2 separate regions of the Homo sapiens genome follow, and region 2 is linked to region 1. A link is a loop called in an ENCODE intact Hi-C map of the cell type or tissue named here. Cell type or tissue: heart right ventricle. All regions are shown on one strand. Each heading gives the region's core, and the rest is flanking DNA. Links, peaks and the distances in the headings are about the cores only.

Region 1 (2,922 bases), core at 138-2,637:
GGAAGAGCTGATCCCTTCCAGACCAGTTGCCATGGTGAGCTAGAATTCCTGGCACAGAGTGTGGATATCCTCCTTGTTGGACTTGGTTGCCCTGTCACCTACTGCATTACCACAGATGATTTCCATCTGGCATATAGCCAGACAGATAAGGGAAGAGGGTCTTTCCTCACTGTAAGTTTCAAGGCCCATGCTGTAAGGCCATCAGATGAAGACATCCTTGAGCCTCTGAAGCAGCACTGTCCATTTCCTCATTGCAGTCATGTAGTTTGAATCAATGACAGTTCTACCAAAGTCTAGTTTCTCACTAGGTGAACATCTGGAATGTAAACTCCAGGAGGATGGAGACCTTGCAAATTGTGTTCACAGCTGCATTTCCAGTGCTCAGAGTAGCACCTAGCATGTCACAGGCTCAGCACACATTTGTTGAATCTTTAATCCTGACGGGTCTGCCGCTAGCACTACCAGTTTGTCTTCCTCTGAGCTGGACCATCTCATGCTGTTCTTTGTGCATATAATGCTGTTCCCTCTGTGCAACATGCTGTTCCCTACCCTGCCTGCTTAGTACCCTCTCCCCTTCAGGTCTCAGCCTAAATGTCACCTCTTTAGATGGGCTTTCCTGATCTCCATATAGGCTGTCCCCTATGTCCAAATAGCGTGTCTGTGTTAAATGGTCTCATAACACACTGTACTTTTCCTTCAAGGCATGTGTCTCAATTTATAATTATACTTACGTGAATAGAACTGTTTTACATGTGACCTCTCCTTAAACTTTTAGTTCCATGAGGGCAGAGATCCTATTTTGCTCACTCTTATCCTCCTAGGGCTTAGTAGATGCTCACTAAACATTTGTGAGCAAATGAGTTCTCCACTTTCCCCACCAACACCAACATCCCCCAGAGTGATAGATTCTAATGCATTTAGTATTTACAACTGGATGAAGCCTTTTCTCCCCATCTCTGACCCTCACAACCACTTCCTTGGCACTAATCAGACTCCCTGCTTCACAGACGGAAGGGATTTATTTTCCCTTTGGATCTGCCATAACTCAGGTTCAGGGAAGGCTGTGATCTGCCCTCACTGCAGCTACCTAGCCCCAGGCCCAGGGAGCCAGGGCTGCTGTTTTTAGAGCACCTGAGTAACTTCAAGTTCTCGAGAGTCATCTATAAAAAGTCTTAGTCTTCAACCCTTTATTCTGTGGATAAGGTGAAAAGAGTGGTGCCTCTGCAGACTGCCTCCCTCCTTAGCACACACTCTGCCTTTTGTTCCTTCTCCCTGCTTATGATGTCTTGTTAGCACTGAAATGAATGGATCTTTCACCAGGGAAAATGGGGGAGGTTGGAAACATCAAAACCGGTAATGCTTTTTATCAGGTAGGAGCCAGAGGAGGAGGGAGGCGTGTGAGCAAAGCGTGTCTCAGGCTGTGAACTGTCGCTGGGCGCTGGCACCCTTGGCCTTTTAGAGTCGCCACTCTGTAGGATAAGACAGACGTGCAGAGAGGCCAGAGGTTTCTGCGTGGCTCCCTCTGGTCTCGCTCCTTGCTTCTTTCCCCTTTCTCCTTCTTGACATATGCAGCTCAGACTCCTCCTCACTTGGCCCTTCCTCGTCAGTATTGGCTTTCAGCTCTCCTGGCCCGACATCCTGTGGACGCTGCAGTTCAGACAAATAGCAAGATCATCAAAGAGAGGCGCATGAATGAAAAACTGCTTTATGACATGCCTTCAAAGTGTCTTTTTAGAAGTTCAAAGGATGTGGAGAGGAGGCAGGGGAATCAAAGAAGATGGGGGAGAGCAATGAACTCTCCAAGGAATCATTAGGTTTTTCATTGTATATTTTCTATGACGCTTGTGATGTAAAAATCAAAAGTATTCCCAGCCCTGAAGGGTTCTCAGTGAATAGATCTGATGCAAAGAAGGAAACAACACACCTTGCTGTGGAAGGCTCTACCCTGGCATTCTGAGTCCCCCATTTTGTATCTGCAGTTCCTGTTTGGACCTCATTCGAATACTTTGATCAGGGAAGACTGTCCAGAGATGGAGATTGAATGCTGTTTATGTGGTTCGATGCAAATGAATAATTTAGTCTGTGCAGATATTCCCCATTACCTCTTCCATTTAAAGACGAGCTAGGGTCCGGCTGTAGCGACGGATATGCAGAGCTTAGAAAAGATCTGGCATAGATCATACAATTCAGATACTTTTTTTTTTTTTTTTTTTGAGATGGAGTCTCACTCTGTCACCCGGGCTGGAGTGCAGTGCTGTGATCTTGGCTCACTGCAATCTCTGCCTCCCGGGTTCAAGTGATTCTCTCCTGCCTCAGCCTCCTGAGTAGCTGGGATTGCAGGTGTGCGCCACCACGCCCAGCTAATTTTTGTATTTTTGGTAGAGACAGGGTTTCACCATGTTGGCCAGGCTGGTCTTGAACTCCTGACCTCAGGTGATCAACCCGCCTCAGCCTCCCACAGTGCTGGGATCACAGGCATGAGCCACCACACCCAGCCTGATCCCAGAGACTTCTTTTCTGACACACAGGAGAACCAAGATTTGGCTTGTGGCTGGAGTTGGTCCTGATTGATATGCTGGTGGGAATATCATTGATATTTTCATGCAGGAATGCCTTATGCCCAATCCACCCAGAAGGTTTTGGCAGCTAACACAGTGCCTGGCACATAGAGGGTGCTTGAATGAAATGAATGAATGACCAAACAAATGAACAACTTCGTTTTTGTAACCCTAGAGTAGACTCTTTCTTGGGGATTCTCCTTGGGCCAGTCAGGCCCAGAATACAAGGATATGAGATGAGATCTGAATGACTGCATTAGTTAAATCTGCAAGGGATTTCAAGGCAAGGGACGTATACACCAACTCAAACTGGGTTGAGGCTGAAGGAATTTTGCTGGAATACTATTATTGAAAATGCCAACCT
Region 2 (2,922 bases), core at 290-2,789, 280 kb before region 1:
TCTTTTAGACTACCTACAGAAAGTGCCCTTTGACAAGTAGCCTCTGCATGTTGGTTCTTTGTAGGCTCTACTGTTAATGTGGAAGACATCTCAAAGAAATACACTGGGAATTCCCAAAGGGGAGAGTAAGTTTAGGTTGAAAGTGAAAGAGGTGTTCAGGAGGAAATGATGGTTGTAGAAATTGATTTTTGTATCATCTCCATTCTAAAAAGAAGCTATTTTATAACCCAGTTGATTGTATCACCTACAACTTTATGGCCTATAGAAAGAACTGCTCTTACGTAAAGTACATGAATTGAGAGCTGTCCTCCCGAAGCCAGTTTCCCTGACTATAAAATCTGAAATAGTCCATCTACTGCGTGGCATTTTAATCCCCTCAGTCCTCCATTATTCTCAGAATTTTCCGCTTATAGGATAAATACATTACTCAAAGGTTTTGTGTTAATTTTTATACCTGTTTTTACTTATAGCCTGTTTCTTTTTTTCTTTACCAAAAAGCATCGTCTTCTGATTTTGAGAGTTTTAATTCTTAAGTATCAGTTGATGAATTAATAAAATGTAAATGTAAATGCACATCTCTTAAACCTGAATACAGAACATATTAATATAGAGGATTCTCCTACATTTATGCAGGATTTTACCTAGGTCAGAAACTGAGATGCAATTGTGTGAAATAGATGTCGTCCAACCTGCTTTGTATGTTGTTCATTCTGCTCTAAAAACAGCTAATTTTAATCATTGATGTAGGAAATAAATGTTTCACAGACTTTTCCCCATTCATTAGTGATTGCAGATTCATAGACATCAAAACTGAGAAAAGTGGTTTCCTCTAAGCCTTAACAAAGATTAGTGCTGGAGCTCTGGGAAGATGGCAGTATTCATTGTTATTCTTCAGTTGTCTGGAAGGTTCGCGAGTGATATACGCAGCCTGGGAAACAAGAAAACAGGTCAAAAATCTAAAAGAAATCTCTAAAATAGAGAAGATGATTTCCCTGACAAAGCATTATTAGAAAAAGTATAAAACTAAGGAAGTTCTGCCTTCTGGTTATGAAACCCAGCCTGATTCTAATGAAATTCAACCAAAATGCCAAAGCTAGAGTGATTTTCACCTTGCATAGTTGGGTTTGCATTCGTGTCCCCTGCTGAGAGCTGCTTTGCCTCCCACTTCCCCTCCCCCATTTAAGCCAGATACTTCCTGAGCCAAGTTGGAGAGGACTGGTGCAACCTATCATCATAACTGGGCTAGAGTTACTCTTGATGAAACATCCCTCTTTTCATTTGCAGAACTGTCAGAAATGCCTAAAATGCTGCTTAAGTGAGGTTTTAGAAAGAATTTTGCCATCTGCTTCCTGATTCCACATCTTTATTTTGACAGAACATTTCATAGGCCGTATTTGGCAGTTCCTCTGTTTGGATGTCATTTTAATATGTTGCTTTTTTCTCTGATTATCAACACTGAGGATTTTCATGTATATGATTTATTTCCAGTTTATATTTTAACAGATTGCAGATAAATCAGTGATTGCAGAGAAATCAGATGGATCAACATTTTCACTATTTATTACTTTTTATGTATTTATTACTATTTATTTATTACTAGTATGCTTTGGTACTATATAGTTGATGAAAATAGTGGGCACTGGTGACCTGAAGAAGCAAAATTAGCAGTCCATATTTTTATAGGTTTGATTCAGTGACTCTCAAGCCCTAGATCTGTATATGCATGGTCATGTGTAGGACAAAAATCATCTTTTTTTCTCTTTTTGGTTAATTATATATTTTGTCCCTGAGACTGTGAAGTGAGTTGAATCTGTATAACCTATTTTTGTCCGTAAGCTCTTCTCTGGTTTAGCAGTTCTCTAGATTTAGGTATTGGACTTATATATATATTTTTCCAATATCCACCTCATTGAATTATAGACTTAGTTCCTACAGTAGTTCCACAGAGCTTCCAAATAAGGGTAAGGATAATGGGTAAGTAAGTACTTACCTCTCATCTTCACTTCCATAGAAGAAGGCTGAGTGCAGTACATTTGTATCTACACTTTATAAATTATGAACTAGTTTTTCATCAAAAAATTTCATGGATGCCAGGCACGGTGGATCTCGCCTGTAATCCCAATACTTTGGGAGGCCAAGGTGGGCAGATCACCTGAGGTCAGGAGTTCGAGACCAGCCTGGCCAACATGGTGAAACCTCTGCTCTACTAAAAATACAAAAATTAGCCGGGTGTGGTGGTGCGTGCCTGTAATCCCCAGCTACTTGGGAGGCCGAGGCAGGAGAATCACTTGAACTCAGAGGCGGAGGTTGCAGTGAGCCGAGATTGTGCCACTCCAGCCTGGACAACAGAGTGAAACTCCATCTTTAAAAAAAAAAAAAAAAAAAAATTGATGGTTGGGTAGATTAAGAATTATTTTGTCTTTATATAGGTCTCAAAGCTCATGGCCACAATATTTTCCTCTTCAGAATGGCAGGACTATGGGAAGGAATGTGCATTCAGAACAACGGGGAAAGGCTATAGGGAAATTAATTTCAAAATATTTGGCTGAGTGATTGTGGACTCTTCCTTGGAAGTCTTTAAACACAGAATAGATCCTCCTATTTGGAATGACTTAAGGGTAAAGGAAAAGGAATGGATTAGCAGGCGCCTTAAAGACCCCAAGAACTTTAGAGATTTGTATGTGGCCCATGTCAGTGACAGATGGAACAGTAAGTTCAATAGACGTCATGTCTGCCGCTCCCAGGCTATGCTTCCTTTAATGTAGTGACCTTCTGGGAGCATTGTCCTCAATTGTCTGCAAGAGGGAAAGGAGTACATCTAAATTTCTGGTAAACTTAATTTGGGTGGCTTATTACCTACTGTTATGTATCTTTTAAAGATCCAGTGATCCAAAAAGCTGTGCTTTGCCCAAAATTCCAAAA

Evidence for each region. Peaks named below come from ENCODE experiments on the same cell type or tissue, not always from the same donor. Only the 100,000 strongest peaks of a DNase experiment are listed, where the experiment ranks them.
Region 2: it touches region 1 in a loop (4-fold over the local background); 14 of 110 quality-filtered maps call a loop at or near these places.

What each region holds. Positions count from the first base shown.
Region 1 is chr5:142,440,246-142,443,167 of GRCh38, forward strand. The region is part of intron 3 of SPRY4-AS1 (SPRY4 antisense RNA 1); the gene reads left to right. Among named protein-coding and RNA genes, the nearest start is that of SPRY4-AS1, 120 kb to the left of the region's middle. In heart right ventricle, for the core only: a CTCF peak has its summit at 1,654; no DNase peak of the experiment used is centred there; H3K27ac peaks cover 2,045 bases.
Region 2 is chr5:142,156,045-142,158,966 of GRCh38, forward strand. It overlaps LOC107986455 (a long non-coding RNA gene), which reads right to left. Exons shown (of 3, transcript XR_001742907.3): 3 at 1-928. Among named protein-coding and RNA genes, the nearest start is that of NDFIP1, 49 kb to the left of the region's middle. In heart right ventricle, for the core only: no CTCF peak of the experiment used is centred there; no DNase peak of the experiment used is centred there; H3K27ac peaks cover 558 bases.